Linked DNA regions of Homo sapiens: region 1 is linked to region 2. A link is a loop called in an ENCODE intact Hi-C map of the cell type or tissue named here. Cell type or tissue: A673. All regions are shown on one strand. Links, peaks and the distances in the headings refer to the core of each region. The heading gives the core; the rest is flanking DNA. Region 1 overlaps LINGO2 (leucine rich repeat and Ig domain containing 2). Region 2 overlaps LINGO2 (leucine rich repeat and Ig domain containing 2).

Region 1 (10,980 bases), core at 1,436-9,435, 50 kb after region 2:
TCTTTTTTATACTCTGGCAGGCAACTCTTCTGTATTATTATGGAGAATCAGCCATTATAGAATAATAAATTATTGTTTGCTGCTCACCCTGGAAGATATGTGACAGTTGCCCATAGGAGAAACAGATAAAGTGGAAATCTACATCCACTAACTGGACAAGTAACCCTTATGGAATTTTATTCAAGGCTCATGCTTTAACCATTATTTATTTTCTCCTCACATATAGTCTTCATTGACATCATGTGTCTTCATTAGTAATCACTGATGCTTCTCCTTATTACCTCAGTCTTGGCTAGTCTACAAAACGACAGCCTGTATAAGGTGTTCCTTAAATATATTTCATGCTTAGACCATGCAGTATATTTTAAATCAAATCATCTCAACTATTTTGTGATAATCATAAAAGATATGTCCTACTTCCTGACTTTTGGATTCATGACATCACCTCCTGGCCTTCTTGAGATTGTGTGGAATCTAGTGAATGTTGTGCAGAAGTTATGTGTGTGACTTTTAATTGTTGGTGCTAGATCTTTCACATCTCTCATTTCCTTCTGGCACAATAACCAGCCACATTCTTTATGGTGGCGGTGTTGAAAGTTAGTTAATTAACATTATATTTTGAGGTATTTCCTCTGTACAGTTTACACTCAGTTTCAACTGATCTAGACAATAATTATCTTTTTCTTTCAGGTACTCCAAACTAAATGATCTGTTCAATAAAATCCTCATTTTGAGGTAGACAATCTCAAACATATGTTCCTAACAGGATGAAAATCTCTGTTATCATCATAATAATTCCATTATTATAACATGTGATGTAGTAATTATTAATGATTTTATTATCCACATGTCTATTTGTATAAATGCCTGTTCAGTGAAATAGAATTTTATATTCTAGCAAATCATGGTTTAGCTAGTCTTTTAAGGGAAACTAAGGCAAAAGCAAGGTTTCCAGTAGGTTTATTGAAATACTAACCTTAATGCTCCTTAAATCATACTCAATGAAATTAGTACTGTTGCATGATATGTCAACCATATTTTATAATACTTTACGTTATACAATATTATATAGGCATCTTTGTTCAAGGATTCAAACCCTTAAAATGTGAATGTGTACTTAAAATCTCCAATGTATAGATAGTATAAAGAACGCTTTAAAATACCTTTAATCAAAATAGAGAAAGAATATTGGGTATACATACATGAGTCTAAATAGTTGTAGATTTGTCAGGTCCTTACATCCCATATTTCCTCCAAAATTAAAGTCTCCCTTTTTTGTGATAATCTGATAATACTTGTTGTTTTATAATGCTTATTACATATTCACTACTTAAGAAACAAGATGTGCATAATTTTGCTATTTACCTGCTTTAGTGTTCCTGGACTCAGCATTGAAAGTTTTCATGACCAAGTAATACGTTATAGTGAGTACAATTTCATTTTAGATTCTGCAAAATAGAGCAAATGTATCAGAGAGCACATGATTTTTTAATTAAAATGGTACGTATACATGATAGTCACTATCATTTAATTGTACTTTTGAATACTGACATATCGGCTTCATTGTTTCCATGTTTTCTCATAGAAAAAATTTAGAAGTCACAATTTATGCCACTCTCACTTTCCAAGAGAAAACAGACTTTCCTGTGATAAAGCATACAACAAGAAAATAACTCATTAAAACATGAATGCATAAAAGGGCAGAAACCCATTAGCTACAATACAATGTGTGTAATTCTTGAAACCTGATTTTTATGATCTAAATACATTTGTGTATACAAACAGATAGCATAAATGTACAGGATAAAATAAAACATATAACCAAAAGGAGGGAGAATAAACACTTTAGACAGCACAGACCAGATAAAAGTATCTTTCTTTTGGCCAAAACGCTATATATACTATGAATTTAAAGTAAGGTTATGGACTTTATGTGTGGGATTTATAACTGAGTTAGCTATCAATATCAAGCAGTTATCAAACCTATATCAAGAAGCATTTAATTTTAGGATATTTAGACCATTTTCTTATGCAAATAAAACAAAAATAAAAAACTCATCCAAGAAAATCTACAGATCAATATTAGCTTGAGACAAACATAACTACAGCTGATCCTTGAACAATTAATTGGGTTTGAACTGTGCAGGTTCACTTATACATGGATTTTTTTTTCAACCAAACACAGATTGAAAATTTGATATTTGCAGGATGTGAAACCTCATATACAGAGGGCCAATTTTTCATATATTTGGGTTTGACAGGGTCTGCTGAAGGACTTGAGTATGAGTAGATTTTGGTATCTTCCAGTGTCCTGGAACAATCCCTCCTGTATGACAAGGGATGGCTGTATACAGTTACAAGTACAGATCAAACTTTACAATCACTAACCCAAACAGTCCTGGATGTTTTAAAGATAGTCACAAACGCTGGGTGCGGTGGCTCACGCCTGTAATCCCAGCACTTTGGGAGGCCGAGGCAGGCGGATCACAAGGTCAAGAGATGGGAGACCATCCTGGCCAACATGGTGAAACCTCATCTCTACTAAAAATACAAAAATTAGCTGGGCATGGTGGCACACGCCTGTAGTCCCAGCTACTTGGGAGGCTGAGGCAGGAGAATTGCTTGAACCCGGGAGGCGGAGGTTGCAGTAAGCCGAGATCATGCCATTGCACTCCAGGCTGGCGACAGAGCGAGACTCTGTCTCAAACAAACAAACAAAAAATAAATAAATAAAAATGAAAATAAAGTTAGTCACAAACTTTGAGGACACAGAAAGCTCAGGAAAAGTACCCAATGCTTAGCAAGCATTAATCAAGTTTATTTTTTCTGTCTTCTATTATGAAATCATCTGTTCACAGTCACTTCTTCAAGAAAGGCACGGGTTCTCAAATTTGATTGTTCATTTGAAACACCTGCAGGGCTTGTTAAAACACAGATTACTGGGTCACTGCAGAGTTTCTGAATCATAGGTCTGGGGTGTGGCTTGAGAATCTACCTTAGTAACATATTCTAAGGAGATAAGGAAGCTGCTGGACCAGTGACCACACCTTGAGAATCATTAACTTAGTGACTTAAAAGCCCTCAGTATCACCATATTTACATATGTGTGTTTTCAAGTACTTTCTGTTGGGCCTCACTTAACTTAAAGATTACTTCAATAGTATTGAAATAGACTTGTGTATTAAAAGTAAATATGTGGGTAAATGTAATTCTTACTGTAAGGGTACATGAAGAATGCTGGTCACTTAGGAGATACTTTATCAGTGAATCACATAGTTCAAATGTTCACTAAATAAATTCTAACTGAAGGCCTAAGGTATACTAGAGACCAGATTTACCAAGATAAATAAGATATGTATTATCCCTGTCCTGAGAGTTTAGAATCTAGCAGAGGAGACAGAATAAAGAAGTATAAGCATGGTAATCACATTAATACATAACTGATAAAATCTTCAAGTTTCTGCTAATGTCTCAAGATATCCTGTAAAATCTCTGATAAACGGTCGCGAATTTCTGGCTTGGCTCTGTAAACTAAAAATAAAGTTCTAAGCCTTCCCAGCCAACCAAATGGACCCTCCTCTTGGCCAAGGGCTTTCCAAAGTCAATCTGAAACACCAGTTCAGGCCATGGTGCAAATGGGTGGTCAGACATGCCTTCCTTACACCCCACTTCTCTTTGGAATTCAGGCATGATTGACCAGCACTAACATTTAAAACAGAGAACTTAAGACTGACAAAGCAGACGCTTTGTTACAATAATATACCGACATGACAGACAGCAGGCCCCGAGAGAAATCAAAGTATTTCACCCCCGAATTTGTTTCTTTGACATATTTTGAAATGACCCTGTAAAGCTGTCTTTTGTGGGGAAAATCTACATTCTGTAGAGAATTCTCTTCCTTTCTAGGTCTTTTTCCTGATCCAGGAGAGAATTAACTAAGAGCCTGGCATCTTTTAACGTCTGATAAGAAACATTTACAATCTATTCTCTCTGAAGCCGGCTACCTGGAGGCTTCCCCTGCAGAATGAAAACCTTGGTCTCCAAAACCTCTTATCTTAGTCCAAACACTCCCTCCTTCTATTGACTCTAGTCTTTAGATAAACTCTTTCAACCAATTGCCAGTTAGAAAATCTTTTAATCACCTGGAAGCCACACCCCCATCCCTACACAATTGCTTCCAGTTGTCTTGCCTTTTAGGGCTGAGCCAATGTACCATCCATGTATTGATTGACGTTTATGTCTCTCTATAACATATAAAACCAAGCTGTAGCCCAACCACCTTGGGAACATGTTCTCAGGATCTCCTGAGACTGTGTTATGCACATGCCCTTAGCTTTGGCAAAATAAACTTCTAAATTAATTGAGACTTGTTTTATACTTTTTGGTTTACAGGTTCCATTTTAAATAGGTGTATATTCTACACTGTGAATAGCCCTTGTCTTCCACCTTTCTGTGGTCATATTTTCCTCAATGTCTAAAGGAAATGATTCAAGAACACATCCACCAATACTGGGGAAAGTGCTCTTCTCAATATATGTAAGGATTTTGGAAGATAAGGTGGGAGTAAACACTAATGTTCAACTAATAATTCCCACATCCGTTGCTGCATTAATCTCCATGTCTTACTTCCCTTTCTACCTTTTGTGGTTGTCATGAATTATCTTTGAATCTCAGCCCTGTGGAAAATGTTGTCTAAAACAGAAAGCTGCTGTGTGTATCAGACCCTGAAAATTGGAAGTTAATGAGTGAGAAGTGGGAAACTATATCACCGAAATAAAATAATAACTAAAAATTAAGTAGTAAACATTATTATTATAAAACACCCTAAGATATCCAACTATGGAGAATTTCACAATTTATATCTACCTCAGCCTTCCAACATGTTAAGAGGCCTGCTTTCCTCTGTTTTATTGCTTCTCACATTTATTGTCTTTCTCCCAGTTCTAGGTTTCTCCATTTTCCACCCATCCATTCAGAAACAAAACTCAAAAAAAAAAAATTGTCATTAGAATAGGTTTTTTTGGGTTTTTTTTTCTTTTTGGTGAGAAGGAGTTTTGCTCTTGCTGCCCAGGCTGGAGTGCAGTTGTGGGATCTCGGCTCACTGCAACCTCCACCTCCTGGATTCAAGCAATTCTCCTGTCTCAGCCTCCTGAGTAGCTGGGATTACAGGCACCCACCACCAGAATAAGTTTTAAAAGTCTCATAAAAAGTCATGTAAATCCTTTTCAGTGTCCTGGATATAGAAAGAAGCAGTGATTTACATTTTCTTCTTATTTTTGTTTTCATGATAGTTTTTCCTTTACATTAGGTCATAGAGTTGAGTAAAGCAAGAGAAAGCTTGCTCATTAAATTTTCAAATGACAGAAAGTTGGGAAGTTCAGCTCATATAAAAGATGATTGAATCAAGGTGCAAATGTATTCTTCTAGGTTGAAATTATGAAAGAAAATTGAATAGTCATTAATACGAAGTCCAGCATTTATAGTAAATGAAAAGTCAAGTAGAAGTTAGGCATATCTGCTGTGACAAACAGTGCTAGCGGCCTACACAATATCCATTTTGAATTTTTATCTCACTAACAGATCCCTAAGGTATATTCAGCTAGAAAACAGTTTTCCAGTCATCCCTTACAGATACACTGTGTATTAGTCCATTTTCATGCTGCTGATAAAGACATATCCGAGACTGGGAAGAAAAAAGGCTTAATCGGACTTACAGTTCCACAAGCCTGGGGAGGCCACAGAATCATGGCAGGAGGTGAAGGGCACTTCTTACATGGTGGCGGCAAGAGAAAATGAGGAAGATGCAAAAGCGGAAACCCCTGCATCAGATCTTGTGTGACTTATACCCTGCAATGAGAAGTGTATGGGGAAAACCACCCCCCCAGGGTTCAAATTATCTCCCATTGGGTCCCTTCCACAACACATGGGAATTATGGGAGTACAATTCAAGATGAGACTTGGGTGGGGACACAGAGCCAAACCATATCACACAGATCAATGAAAAATAAATTGAAATCATTTGGACAAAACTTCCAGGAAAGTCCTTTTAATCCCTCCCATTCCTCCTCCTTTCTCCCTTGCATAAAATTCCATTCTTGGAGTCAAATAGCCATTTGTGACCCATCAATGGAACATCTGACTTAGGGATTGTAGAACACAAAGCTAGAAGGAGCCTACGTCTCTAATGACACAGGATTATTTAATTTTAGATTAAAATGTATTAAAATGGAAACATCAGTGTCAATACACTTGAAAACATATATTTCAACGTATGCGGAATAACGTTCCAAATGTCTTTTTGCCCCTGTACCTTTTTTTCATTCCCACAGCTTCATGTTTATCTTGCTATCAATTAGAAAAACATGAAACAAAACAACAAACTAGGACATAAACTGCAATAACAACAAAACTAAAACAACAAAATCAAAATTTAAAAACAATCATATTAGCAAAAACCCTATTAGCTCATTGTATGGATTCAAGGGAATCAACAAAGAGACTAAGCTAAGGAGAAAATATGCCCCAAACATCTATTTAAAGTAACAGGATGGGTGCACTGTATCCAGTATGTTCAATTATAGAGGCTTCAGCTTCAATCCGTGAAAATAGGTAAAAATTACTTAACTAATACTTCAATGCAGACATTCCTTTGTTGCTTACCTTACATTCCCCTCAGGTGTCTGGGAGATATTTGTCTTCCTACAACTCAAAATATATGAGCCACAGAGCATCGCCAGATGTACAAGTGCACTGGCTGAACTACTTCTCATTATTAATGAAGTGAAGCTGACACGTCTAATGAGTTTACTTCCATTTAACCTATCATGCAGTCATGCTTGAAGGTTCAGCCATGAATCCGTATGATGATGATGATGACAACTGGGGACACATTTCTTATCATTTACTACATTTTCTGCCTCAGTAGTTGGCAAACCTACATGCCAGTCCCAGGGAACTTCATTATACAATCTCTTCCTACTGATTCCTTTTCCCAAAAAGTGCCATGTATAACATAGCATGAAATCTGCTATGAATTATTATGAATAAGTAACATCACTTGATGTTATGTCCTGGTTCAGCAGCACACAAGGACCAGTAGTCAATCTTAAAACAGCCAGACTCATGTATCTTTTGTGCAAAATGACCACAATCAGAAATCACAGGTGTATGTGTCATAGGCAATGGACTCAAAGCTAGGGGTGCAGGCATGGACATTCTTTTATTCAGTAGTACACTGCAAAAGATTATATGAGCATACAAGGACAAAGAAGGTTACTTTTACCAGTGTATTACAGTGATATATTTTCTTTATAAAACTGGTATAAACATTATAGACATTTCTAAAAATGAAAACAAAAAGGGAAAAAATCCATAGCTATGGCAGGCCCACACAACCACTGCTAACTTTAAACATTATATCCTTTTAGACTTCTGCTAAACACATATTTTACATTGGTATAATCACGCTATAATGTAATTTGTATTATGCTTTCCTCATTTAATTTAAATGAGTGAATATTTCTATACTTTATATGAGATCAGTAAAAATACTACGACATCACAAATTGTTACACTGTAGTTTATTAACCAGTCCTCTTTTGAACATTTATTTCCTATTATAAAATCAATTACTGCTAATCATCACCCTGTAAATATACATATTTCTCTATTTAAGATGATTCTTTTAAAATAGATTCTCAGAAGTGAAATTACTCAAAGGCATAGACGTTGTAAGTCACCTCTACACAGGTGGTTACAGAAAAGTCTCCTTAAAGATTTGAACATTTTTTCTTAATGCACCTGATGAAGTCTGGTACCAATAAATAATTTGATTTCATAATACAGTTGCATCTTTATAGAGGACTAGTATAATATATATATATAATAAAATTTTTAAGTTCAGAAGCTCAGCTTTGCTATTAATATAACTGGATTTCCTCTTTTGAACAGGGAAATATCTCTGTTCTCACTTTTCCTTGTATCCTTTGTTCACAAAAAGTCTGTGCCTTATGTCACATTCCCTCAGGATTTCATTTTTATTAGGAAATAATCAGTCTTATAAATTGGTTAATACAAATGTGGCTAGAAACTATCATTACCCTTTCCTAGTTAATACTTTTCTATTTTACTCAAATGTACATATCTACAAAACATTCTCAAAGAAATTGCTACTAAATAATGCTTTGGAATTTTCTTATGTAGTAATGGGTCATGAAGGAGCATATTTTGCAAAAAAGAATGTAGTAAGTCCTTGTGAAATCACAAATGTCAGAGCCGGTGGCCTTTGTTATATCCAGATACACACACACACACACGCACACAAATCTACATAACCGAATCTTAAATTGTTTCTATACACATACTTGTCTAGGATCAGAAAAGCCTTAGTTTAAACCCCTGGCCACACACTTAAAATTTGTTAGCAGGTCACTTAATCTCTTTTTAGCTAACATTTCCAGATCTGCAAAGTGGAGATAAAATACCTACATTATAAGATGGTTATGAAGATTACAAATGGACACTATGAAAATTATAAAACTGTACAAAAATATATGCATTTTTAGGAAGTATTAACTACTCACTGAAAAACATGTAAGCAATGATAGAAAATGGAATTACAATATGATAGCCAAATCACCTTTATGACACATGCGGGAATGGAAAAAAATTGAGAGGCAGCTTTATCGTATTTCTAAAAATGGTGGCTTATATTGGACATAGTGAGAAAAAAGATGTTAAACAAAATGAAAATGTTAATCTTTTATTAAGCAGTTTCAGAGACAAACATTTCTAATCACTGGAAAAATAATAAGGCACTGACTATCCAGAATCTATTCATATTTCACCTGTAAATGTAGGCTCTTCATTTGTGAATCCCTCCATCCTTTTCTCTCATATCACATAGTCCCACATACCTGATTCCACCCCCACCCCAGAGGCAATAATGAGTTTCGTAGGACCAATCAGAGTCTTGAAGTCTCTTAACCACAATGACCGACTGAGACAGGTAGGTCATCCCGTCACACAGATAAAATTATTGCAGATTTTGCCAAAACTACTTGATTAGAAAAAGGTATTCTTTTTTCAGCATTTAGAATTGTGATGTGGGGACCTGCTGCAATTATCTTGGTAGCTCGAGCAGTAAAGTCCATCTGAGACTATGCAGAAAACAGGGAAGGGAGCACAGCTAAGAGAGCGGAGCAAGGAGGAAGAGAGAGAGATAAGCTAACCCTCAGATCCTAAAATCATCTGTGTCTTAAACCAGCACGTCAGTAACTTCCATTCATCCTTCCACATCCACTCACCAGTTATTCCATCTTGTTCAGTGTCTGGACTGGGAGAGTGCATTTATAAGGATGGTATCAAGGAGCTTCTTTACCTCTGACTTCAAGTTAGTTTCAAATTGTAAACATCGGCAGGAGATTGCAGAGAAGGAAGAAAATAAAGTGAGACTATTTTATTATCCTGGATTCTTCCCTGAGGTGTTGAATCAGGTTTGCTGCACACCTTAGCTAAAATCTCAGCTCTTGGCAGGTGGTCTTCTCCATGTAGATCAGTCTCTAGGTTCCTGTCACTGCCCCATGCCCTCCCCCAGGCCCTGGACTTTGTAACAGCTCTTTGTGTACAGGCATTAGACTATTGCACTGTATCTTATGGTTTCCCTATACACTTCCTCCACATTTCTGCATATCCTCTTTCATTACTATTTCTCAAGTTACCCAATGTGAGTACTCCATCTGCTTCTAGCTTTGACTTTCACCAATAAACCAGTCCCACAATGAACATTGCAATTATCTGAGTAGGTAACACACTATTTTGTCGTGTTCAAACTAGTGCATGTTGTGTTTTGTATCACTTGTGACAGAAAGAATTCTAATAGATGAAAGCACCATTGTCTCCGCATGCATTGATAAATTCGGAAGGGTACAGTTACTCTGCAAAGAGTCAGATTTTTTTTTTTAAATAAAACAAGGGGACATTCAAACTTTTAGATGATAAGTTTCAATGAGTTATTTAAGGAAGCAAAAATATGTTCTTGCTCAATGGATATCCACTGTAAGTAAAAGGAGCAGTTAACCACAGGAAATAATTAAACTGCGTAATAACCTTATTGTAAATCATGGCTAAATTAAAATCATATCTCAGTTATTTATTTTCACAGTAACTCCTGGGGTTAAAACAGTAAATGGGATCAAGAATGAATAAATAAGTGAATGAATGAACAAACAAGCATTTATTGATATTAAGTATTTAAAGCCTATAAAACCCTTTAAACACTTTTTGTTAATTAAGTGTCACTACTTTGCGACACGGGTTAGAAAAGGATCTTGAGCTGTGCATAGCTTATGGTAGGCTGAATAATGATTTTCAAACATATGCCCGTCTTAATAACCAGAAGCTGCGAATGTTATATGTCAAAAAGTATTTTGCAAATGTTATTGAGAATCTTGAGATGGAGAGATTATTTTGGACTATGCAGGTGGACCCTAAATGTAATATAAATGTCTTTATAAAAGGGAGGTGGAAGGAGATTTAACCATTAAAGATGAATACAACGCAAGGATTGAAGTACAAGGTTAAGCTACTTGGCTGGCTTTGAAAAGCGAGAGAGTCAGCAGCCAAGGAATGAAAGAAATGCGGCACTAGAAACTGAGAAATGAAAGGAAATGGATTTTCTCCCAAAGTATTTTGTGGGATCTCAGCCCTGCTGGCACCCTGCTTTCAGCCCGGGAAAACTGATTTTCAGCCCAGGAAAACTATTCTTTATCTTATAGATGGTTAGATGATGGTGACTACATTTCCCTAACTAATTCTGCAAAGTTATAGCAGAGCTCCCCAGAGACATTGGCTCTTAATGAGTACTCAAGTCAGCTCTTTCACAGAAAGACTGAATTTTCAGAATCTCACGAGTGGCTTTTAAATCCAAGTTATTGATGGTTGCTTTGTTTTTGGAGCAGTATTTGTGTCTTGTTTAGTAAT
Region 2 (10,980 bases), core at 1,594-9,593:
TACATATTGATTCATTCTTTTGGTCATTTATATGTTGAAAAATAATATACTGATTTTCTTTTATCTAACAGAAGGGCTTAAAAATTAGTATGCTAATTTATTTAAAGTCACCCAACCTTATAGAGCATATGCATAATCCACTTCTAAGGAATGAAACATAACAGGACAAAATAAAGTCATAATGAATACAATAGATATATTCAATGATGATGCAAAAGTAATTTCAGAAGCCTGTACCACTGTCACTTAGGTGTCCAGATGTGTCACTTAAGAAATTAAAGGTCAGAAGTTTTCATAGTTCTGACAGTCTTATAGTCATACCATTGAACTTAAATAAGACCTACGCTCTAGCCTTGGAAATAAATAAAAAACGGTAAAACCAAAATGACTATTTGAAAGCTTAATCAGTTATTAAAATAGTTAATCATCAATTGTTTGATTTATGGTCAGGGATAATCCATTCTTGGTAATCCTGATGACAGAAATGACCACAAAGTTCCATTTATTTTAATAAGCAATTACTAGTCAACAATTAGGCTTTTGTGACCTTGTAAAGGTTACACAATCTTTTCTGTCATAGAATAGGACTATAGATACTGTTTCCAGAAGAGTAAATGAAAATGAATGCCCAGTGAATACCTAATTTTAATATATGCCATCAAAATGTACAATTTGGTATGTTAAGGTGATTTTTTTTGCCCACACCAATGTTTTTCTTGTTAAAATAAAATGTTGCTTTTTACAAAAGTACTGCATAACAATGATGTCTTCAAGCCCCTGATCATTTACCAAACTATTTAATTAATATATTAATTGGGCATAATAATCCAAATAAAATATGATATTTAAACTTCAAAATGGTATGCTTAGGATTTAAGGGGCTGATTCAATTAATGTTTCTGATGTATCATGTTTTTTTAACCAAGAAATATTACAAATTACTTTTCAAAAAAAGAACAGTAGAGACAGAGACAGCAACTATGTAAAACATGTATATTTAGGTAAAGTAACCATAATTTCTGGTGTGTTTGACACAGGTTTGATCACTGTTAACACTAAGCACCAAATAGAAGGATTCTAGAGTATATTTACCAGGGATCTCTTGACTTTGTGTGTCTTGTAATACAAAGTGGCTTGTTCTCAATGGCTCAGTAAAGGAATCTTAGGCTTCATGGTGTAGATCAACTGCAGAAGCACCTGTGAAGCACTATGAATTACTTTGTAAACCACCACCACATTAGCTTAGATATGGTGATTCACAAAGAAATCCACAGCACTTCACAGTTTGTGTAAAGCCTGGTACCTATGAACCAACAAAAACAGTACCCTTTGGCCACCAAAAGTTGAGGAAGTATTTCCATCTAGTTCACAATCAATTGAAGAATATGCTCAGTTTTGCACCACCCTCTTTTAGCTGAAACACACAAGAAACACTGAACATTTATTTTAAGTAAATAAAACTTAAAAATAAATGCATGCTTTCTATATTATATACCAGTAAATTTCATTTAAAAGAATTCCTAATACAATAACTAGCATGACATTATGCAGGATGAAAAAACAGGGTTCTGCTCATCAAAATAAAAGGGCATGGTTATTAATATAGATGTCAGGAGTAGGGAGTAGAATAAATAATAAAACTATATGTAATTCTCACATCCATATCACAGTATATAAGTGTTGCTGGGATAATTTGTTCTAAAGATATCCTCAGTTACTTAGCTTCCCACTTTATACTCATATAATCTCATATCCTATGACACAAGCTTACCAATGTTACAAATCTGCCCTTGTACCCCTGAACTTAAAATAAAAGTTCAAAGGCAATCATTAAATGAGTTTAACCTGAGTGTTTTTTCCTCTGATATTTGTCCAAGTAAGTATTTTTTCATATGACTGCTGAAGTCCAAGAATGTTTATAAAACTAAATTCTATATTATACATATTAGGTTCAACTCTGAAAGAAAACCACACCAATAAAAAATGAAAAACAAACAATAAAGTTACTCTCCTTTGCAAAATAACCAGAATCCCACCTTTTAACTTTTATCTAAAGAGCAAAAAGAAAGGTTTCATTTATAATTAATGAAAAGAATCTATAAATCTTCCCAGCCTAGTAAGCATAATATCAATCAAGTAATTCATGCTTTTGAAAATTTCAACATTTTTCAAAGTAACCATCAAATGTCAACATTAATTAAAAGTTTGCTTTATAGAAGCTCATGAACATAAGAGTCCTAGGCAGTTCACCACTGTCAGTGTAGGTCACTGCTCAGGAATACCCTACTCACCTCCACCAACCACACATATAACAACCAAGCCAAACTTGCTAAGTATCTGAATAATTAAAAATATTTAAATAAAAAATTTGTAGAAAATATGTATGTATGAAAAAAAAATATTTGTTTTGCGCTTATCATGTGCCAGGCATAGTCTTGGTTAGATGCTGGGGATATAAAAACTCCAGGTTTCAAGAAATACAAAGGAGAAAACAAGAATTTGAAAAAAGCAGTAATAGGTGTTATGAAAAGTTTCCATATAGGGCTAATGGAGACATGGAGAGGCCACTTAATTCAGTGCTAAGAGCGTTGATTACAGATGTCTTCTCTAAGGGAATACCATATATAAGAGAACTGAAAGAGTAGCAGGAATTAGCAATGAGAAGGGTGGGGTAAGTGTTCTAAGCAGAAGAGAACACATATACCACGGCCTATCCAAAGAAATAACGTGATTTTTATTTTATTTTTTGGTATACTATAGCTGAAAAGGAAAACTGCTGCTACAGTTAGAGTAGGTGAACACAAGTGAGCATCACCAGATCAGAGGCAGCAGGGACAGAAAAATTTGAAGTAAGAGAACTCCAGAATAATGAGGCAACCTGTCTGAAATATGGGCAGAGTAAAGGAGCAGTTATACAAAGGTCCTCCAGCTCTTCATCAAGTGTCACACTCAATCCCAAACTGGCCCAGGCAAAACCTCTTGAAGAATCAGGCCAGTTTCCCCAGTGAAATTCAGGCATACTAGTTGGGTGGAATACATTTAGAGTTTGACATGGGTTTAAAAACAAATCACCCTGGCCGGGTGTGGTGGTTCACGTCTGTAATCCCAGCACTTTGAGAGGCCGAGGCGGGAGGATCATGAGGTCAGGAGATCGAGACCATCCTGGCTAACATGGAGAAACACCGTCTCTACTAGAAAAATACAAGAAATTGGCCGGGCATAGTGGCTTGCGCCTGTAGTCCCAGCTACTCGGGAGGATGAGACAGGAGAATGTCTTTAACCCGGGAGGCAGAGGTTGCAGTGAGCCAAGATCGTGCCACTGCGCTCCAGCCTGGGTGACAGGGAGAGGCTCTGTCTCAAAAAACAAAACAAAACAAAGAAACAAAAAACAATCATCTCAACTTAAAGAGATCTTAAGTGGCTCTTTGAATAACCATTCCAATCCAAATGTAAAATTAAGTTGATCCAATAATAATAGTGAAATAATCCAGGGTGTGTTTTTACAATATTTTATACCTCTTGTTGCTATTCTTTCACTAAACAAGACAAATATGCTCTCCATATGTAGCACTCTATGTTAGTCGGGTACTTGGCTTTGCTTGGTTTGTGAATCTGAATGCAAGAAAACTTCATGCAAGTCCCTCTTTAGACAGCATTCAGCTAATTTAGAAAATTTTCCCACATTTTCTGTCAAATATGCTCTCTATTTTATATAAGTAGATAAATGATATGCACTGAGAATGAAATGTTCTGGTTGAACTAATTTTCCGGTGCACTGATTATTAGAAAACACCATTTTTTCAAACTCTTGCACTATTTAACTTCAAAAATAGGCAGTTATTTTATAATGAATTACCATATTGAATGCTTTATTGTATTTTTTTAAGGTTATCCAGAACCCCTGTGTCATTTTCTACTTGTGGTCAACATCTCTGTTAATAACCGTGCATCAGTTATTCCATCTATGCTTGTGATTTGAAAAATAAGGTCCCTAACCCCAAAGGAATTCAGAGTACCACGGGGCATACAAAGTGATTCTGAATCTGCAATTAGGAACTATAGCATAAACCCTATAATCAATGCTATGAAAGGAATATTTTCCAAGTTCTAAGGCTGCAGAGAGGAGGAAGGCCAACACCCAGGGCACCCAGGGCAGAGAAGAAGGGTGGTGTGAATTAGACTTAAGTGCTACACAATATGGTACATTGCAGGCAGTTACAGGATATGAAGTAGATTGATATTTTTGCTTTTGCCAAAAAATTCTGAGTGCTGTTAGTGTGAAAATCACTAATGTGAGCATGAATTCATATAATTAACTTTATTCTCTTACTCTTCTATCACCGGGGGGTAAATTCCAGCTAATGGAGAATTCTTTTTAATTGGGCTCCAACTAGGCATCAGGTTTATTAGAGGACAGACGTCGTTGGTGGGGTCTTAAAGTGAGTAACTTAGTTCTGATTCAAAAGTATAAACAGAAATTTATTCTGTACTATAGTTTATTTTCTAGATTCATCCTTATTTCTTAGAATCTTGTATCTTACATTTTTCAACCCACACAAGCAAGAAAACTGAAATAAAACAAATAAGGTAGAGATAATATCAAAATACAGGCCATAATATCAGCTCTATTTAAAATAACTACTGCTGGTGACAGGAAGTAAAACAGCTGCAGAACTGACAGAGGAATCTGCAGTTAAGGGCTAAATCACACCACTAATATGACAAATGCTGCTGGTAAACTGAGTGGGAAGGCAAGTTCAGAAGGAAGCCTGCATCCTTTCCTGGTGATGAAAGCTAAAAAGAATGAAAATAGTAGAGCAAGTAAAATAATACAAAATAAAAATAGAACAGGAAATGAAAAATGCATATACAGTAAATACAATCCTCCTACTGGTTATTTTTTTCTCCCTTTTCTCATAAAATCTCTCTTTTGCCCTGAAATATTGAAAATAAACAATGCAAGTCAGGGTATAAAAGCAAGTGATTGCTAACAATAATAAGCAAGTGCTAGCCATAGCTGAGCTAAATATGTGGCAGGCTCTATGTCTTTCAAGTAAAGAAAAAAAAAAAAAGAAGACAAACTCTTACCCCTACTGCACCAATGTAAACATTTGCCATAAATTACAGAGAATCACAAAGTTATTGGAATTTTAACTATTTTTTAAAAAGAAAAACTTTCATTATCAAGCACCCATAAAGCATGTGTATTACTTCATTTATTTCTGATTTCTGACAACAGACAACACATAATCCCTGCCTTCAACACGTGGCAGTTGAGGCACACAAAAAAGTGTAATCTGTCCAAGGTTAAACAAATGTTTAAATAACAGAGCTAGATTTGTCTAAAAGCTCATGTTTTGTCTTTGCCCCATAACGTCCCAGTATGCAACATTACCTATAGTGTTTGTGAAATATATAGAGAAAAGAAAATTAGGTAAAAACATAAAGTTTGAATTATAAATTTTACACAGAATCAAATATACATTTGCCCTACAATGAAACAATTCTTTTACCCAAAAATAATAAAACATATTAATAATACTTAAACATTTTGTAAAAGCATCCAGTTTACTTAAGACAAAGTTTTCAGGATTTTATGTAAAATATCCATTTATACAAAAATAGATAATATCTCAATTACAAATCTTTCCTTTCTTACTCATTATAGGTGATCCCTAGAGGCTTGGAAGAATGTTGTTAACCTAGTGTGTGTCGTTAACTTTGCTTACACTTAATAAAGTCTCCTGCCTTCAGAAGTATACTATGACTTATTTGCCTTCAGCTGAATATGCCTTTCTGTGAATAAGTCCTCATTGATGACATTTGATTTTATACTCCAGGAAGTATTTTTCAGTCATTGAAGGGTTTAGTTCACTGTCAAAGATCATTTGTCTAAGCAGTAATATCTAGAGATCCAGTTTATAAAGTGGACCTCTACATTTACTCAGAGACTACATAGAATAGTGAGTGAGTGAGTGAGCATGTGTGTGTGTCTGCATGCATGTGGTTATGTGTGTATGTTTTCTCTTTTGTTCTCCCTGCTTCAAGATTGATGCCTTTCGAAAGTGGCATCATGGGTAATTTTCTGTCATCTGAGAGATAACTCATCCTACTTCAAATCTGTCCACATAATAGTCCAGTGTTTTGTAGGTAAATTTAATTGTTTAGTTATTTGAAGAGAATAAATGAGTGCCCCTTTGGAAAGGGAATGAGAGAACAGAAAACAAATAAGCATTTTAAAAACATGTAAACTTTCAGTGCTTATTATTTCTCTCATTAATGAAAATCTTATATTTGGAACAGCAGTTCAGCTGAGTAACTGCAAACATAATTTGGTTCCTGTGGGTTGAGTTTGTTCCAAACCTCAAAGATTAAATTTTGCAACTGAAAATTAAGCTTAGCACTGTGGTTTTGCAGATGAAGATAGAAAGTAGTGGAATATATTATTTAAGCCCCCAACTCACAACATTTGCAATATTTAAGTGACTATATACACAATTATCATTTACTGATATATTTGATGGAATTTATATCTCGCTGATTTGATAATATAACAAATTTCCAGGCCTGCTTTTAGCTCAGGACTATTTGTTAAATATGGGATAAAAATAAATGATATACTTATTAAATACATATTTATCACTGCCAAAGATCAGGCATAGTTAGAACACTGAATTCAAATTTAGTTTAAATTTGATAAACATCTAATTATCCATTCATCAAAGATGTTTTGAGCCCCTACTATGAGGGAAAAACTAGGCTAGACATTGAAGAATCAAAGGGAATACTTAATGTTCCATCCTTCAGGGAGCTCAGAGTCATCAGGTAAACTGACAAATCTGCAAATATTTCCAGTACAGCCATAACTGTAATGACGGACAAGTGTAGGATCCTACAGAAGAAGTGGCTAATCAGAATTAGACAATAAGAAAGGTCTTTTCAAAAGAGACGAAGCCTGACTTCTATAGAGGGTTTAAAAGTATTTGACCAGGTGACCAGAGGATGAACAAGGAGTGGGGGGAGGGGTCACAGAAAGAAGGCTATTCCAGATAAAGAAAACAGTACTTGCGAAATTCAAGAGACAATGTGTCTGAATTAGGAACTACATGTTAAATTATGTATGACAGAGAAATAGCAAGCAGGAAGAAAAAAGATGAAAATTAGCTAAAAGTCCAGTGGTTTGAACTGTGTGGTAGACAGAGCCTGAGGAAGAAGACACAAGATGCATGAGAAATGGCTAGTCCCTGTCTTCAAGGAGCCCACAGATCAAGAGGTGATCAATAGGTCCAAAATCAATAGGTGATCAATAGGTCAAAAATCAATAGGTGATTTTGGACAACAATGTCTCCTTCAACACTGCAACTCCCACTGTTGCACCTACTACAAATAATAAACATAGCACCCTTTTCCCAATTTCCCACCAAGATTCAGTACCCTATGGGCTCGTTTTACACCCTACCCTGCCTTTCGATTCTTCCCTCCCCTTACATAAAAATGTCTTTAAAGGAAAGGACACATCAGTCAATGTTCAAAGCCAACGTTATTATACCTGATAAATAAAAGTATTAACAGTAAAGCTAAAAACACTTCAGAATCAGAAAAAAAAAACCCATAACATGCATTTATATTGAGTCCCTCCTTCACTCTTTGAAGGATTTGTTACTTTATTTTCCCATTTGTAGACACATGGCCAGTTCATTGAAATGGTACACAATTTTTACTCATTTTCTCTAAACCATACCTGATATTTGTAATCCTCTGCTTAAATACCTCATTTTCGAGGCACTGCTTTTTCATAAAATCCACAAAGTTTATTACGATCTGACAACAATCGAACTGCACAACATTATTTTTTTCCATTCCACCCCATGTGTGTCATCTTCCAGTCCACCTGTACTTCCCACTCTAACCTAAACATATAACTTCATGATTGTGAACATAAAATGACTTTATGTACTTCTTGCATTTCTCCTCCTAGAAAATTCTTGTTCAATCTTAGACACAGCTCCAATATAACGTCCACTGTGAAACATTCTCTGACTCCCCATACAGAGGTTATAGCTTCTATCAGGACCCCACAGACCAATGTTCCTACTGCTAGTATAGTATTTTCTATTCATGTGTATTGGTTTATACGTTTATCTGTCTTCCAATTCTTTGACCTTCTGAGGTCATAAACTGTGCCTTAGTCATCTGGAACAGAAAAATACCTGATGTGGAGAAAATATTTGCAGCTTATATACCGTACTTGGTGTCTATAGCAATCATAAGTAAAAGCATAAAAAGAAGCAACAAAAAAGGACATAAAACCATAGAAAAGTAAACTAATTATTTGAACTTTTAAATCGTACTAAAGAAATATCAACAAGTATGGGAAAATGCTTCACTTAATTTATATTTTAAAAAAGCAAATGAAAACAGCATCAAGATATTTATTCCATCAGATTGGCAATAATTAAAACATGTATCAGCCAAAGGCGACAGAAAATAGAAATTTTGTTTCATTAATAATAGTGTAAGTTGCCATGTTTTTTTGTACTACATAGTAGGAAATGTCAAAATTTCAAAATGAACACACAATTTTATCTAAAAATTCTCCTTCTAGACATCTACAGAAATGTTTACATTTGAGTAAAATATATTGACAGATGATGATTGTGGCAACTTTTAATGAATTAAAAGTGGGAACCAATTTAAATATTTATAAATAAGGAAATTGTTAAATAAATTATAATTCAATATTGCTATGTAGATACTAAAGGTATATAATAATGAGGTAAGCCTAAATTATATTTAAATAATATATAAATACTTTAAAATACAGCAAATCTATATGAAAATGTGGCCATAATAATCTGCTAATTGAAAATGAAATTAAACAATAGAACAATATTCATAATATAAGCTCATTGAAAATATATATGCATATAGAAAACACTCTAGAACACACATACCAACTTCTTTAAAATGTTTATTTTTAGGAAATAGGAATGGAAAGTGGGAGGGAAAGCAATGGTGGCAGTAGAAAGGAGATTTCAACATTTTACTTCATATACTCTGTGTTACTACCTTAGTCATATGACAATATATTCAGCATTAAAATATAGAAAATAAGAAAATGAACTATATATTTTATGTAATATATAAAAATATTAAGCTTAGGAACACTGTCAGCTATACTATAGTGTAACCAAATGATGCTTACATTTGCATCTTCAAACCTCTGAGGTTTTTATCTTTGCAGCACATAAGATGACAAGTAGAAGGAGCAATCTACTGAAAACACTACATAAGGAGTGAAATAAGCATGAAAGAATGAGAGACGTTGGTTCAAATCCCAGTTCTGATGCATTAACTGGGTGAACTTTATATGTTGGAGCCTTACCTTCTTAAATATAAAATATGAATACTAGTACTTATCTCCTATGGTTTTGAAAATGCTTGGTTCATAGTAGATGCTTAATAATTTCTACCTTATTTTATCTTCTGTTACTTTATAAAACCTACCTTATTTGGAGATTAATAATAAGTTTTGCACCAAGATGTCTTTTACTTGAGGGGAGTGTCACAATATAGTCAATGATGTGTTGATTTCCTCTCAATTTATAATGCAATATTGCCTTTAACCTCAAACTTCAAAATCATCATAATTTTATGCCTTTACTCATAAAATCACAGAACCATAAAACTAGAGAGAAAGAAACCTTCAAAAGTCATTTAGCTCAGGTTTCACACCTGCTAGCAAAATGATGGGCATGATAAAATATCTATTGTGTTTTAATGATTCCCAAAAAGAAACTCTAGCCTTTCCTTAAATGACTGATCCATGAAATGTGTCATTTAAGTCACCTCCTATAGAAAATGGACATTTACAGGAAAAATGATTTCCTTTTTTTTTGACATCAAACTATTGTAGTTGTCCTCACTTATTATATTAACAACAGTGGAAGACATGACATTTAACAGGAAAGATAAGATTCACAAGCAGGAAACAATTAAACTATAATGGGGCAAAATTAAATGAAGTTATCTTTTGAGAAACAGTGAAAATAGATTATAATTTTAGATGTGATGGCAAATTCTTGACAGTGTTCACTCTGTTACAATTTCTGAATCAGTTGTTTCACTAGCTGTTCATGGCAAAAAGATTCCATCAAGTTTGGTACATGCTTCCAAGGGGATATGCACAAAAATTCCTCTCCAGTAAACAAACAACACATTTTCTGGCAGGTGATCATAACCATATTGTTTTGATTAAATAGGTACTTTGTTCATCAACAGTTCTTAGATGTATTAAGAGTATTTCATAGCTAACACTATGTAGCTTAAAGTTCTGCACCTACAATCTTGCTACTAGAGAGGTGCACTTTGTTTTCTACTTGATAACATCTATGCAAAACCAGGAAGATTTTCCCAAAAGGTAGAAATAAGACAATTACATTAACTGGAAAAATCGTTGAGCAATAAAAATCATTTTAATTGAAAATCAAATGATGATTCTTCTACCTGAGGATTAGGATTCCATTTGCAATGACAAAGAAAATAAATCAGTTAAACATAATCCATATTTAATATCTATGAAAATTCAGTAGCCAAAATTAGATAATCTTTTGTTTACTTTTATCACATGACAGATCAACATTCTCTACTAGTAAGAAAACTATTTCTGGCCAGATTTGGTGGCTCACACTGTAATCCTTTGGGAGGCCGAGGTGGGCGGATCACTTGAGGTCAGGAGTTCAAAATCAGCCTGGCCAGCATGGTGAAACCTCGTCTCTACTAAAAATACAAAAAATTAGTCAGGAGTGGTGGCGGGCACCTGTAATCTCATCTACTTGGGAGGCTGAGGGAGGAGAATCACTTGAACTGGGGAGGCAGAGGTTGCAGTGAGCTGAGCTCATGCCACTACACCATTGCACTCTCTAGCCTGGATGACAGAGAGAGACTCAGTCTCAAAAAAAAAAAGAAAAAAAAAAAAAA

The links. Peaks named below come from ENCODE experiments on the same cell type or tissue, not always from the same donor. Only the 100,000 strongest peaks of a DNase experiment are listed, where the experiment ranks them.
Region 1: a loop joins it to region 2, with 5 times the contacts of the local background. A loop is called at or near these places in 4 of 110 quality-filtered maps.

Annotation. Positions count from the first base shown.
Region 1 is chr9:28,912,427-28,923,406 of GRCh38, forward strand. All of the region lies in intron 2 of LINGO2 (leucine rich repeat and Ig domain containing 2), which reads right to left. Among named protein-coding and RNA genes, the nearest start is that of MIR873, 29 kb to the left of the region's middle. In A673, for the core only: no CTCF peak of the experiment used is centred there; no DNase peak of the experiment used is centred there.
Region 2 is chr9:28,862,426-28,873,405 of GRCh38, forward strand. All of the region lies in intron 2 of LINGO2 (leucine rich repeat and Ig domain containing 2), which reads right to left. MIR876 (microRNA 876) reads right to left here and starts at 1,281; the gene lies at 1,201-1,281. In A673, for the core only: no CTCF peak of the experiment used is centred there; a DNase peak (open chromatin) is centred at 4,716; H3K27ac peaks cover 2,221 bases.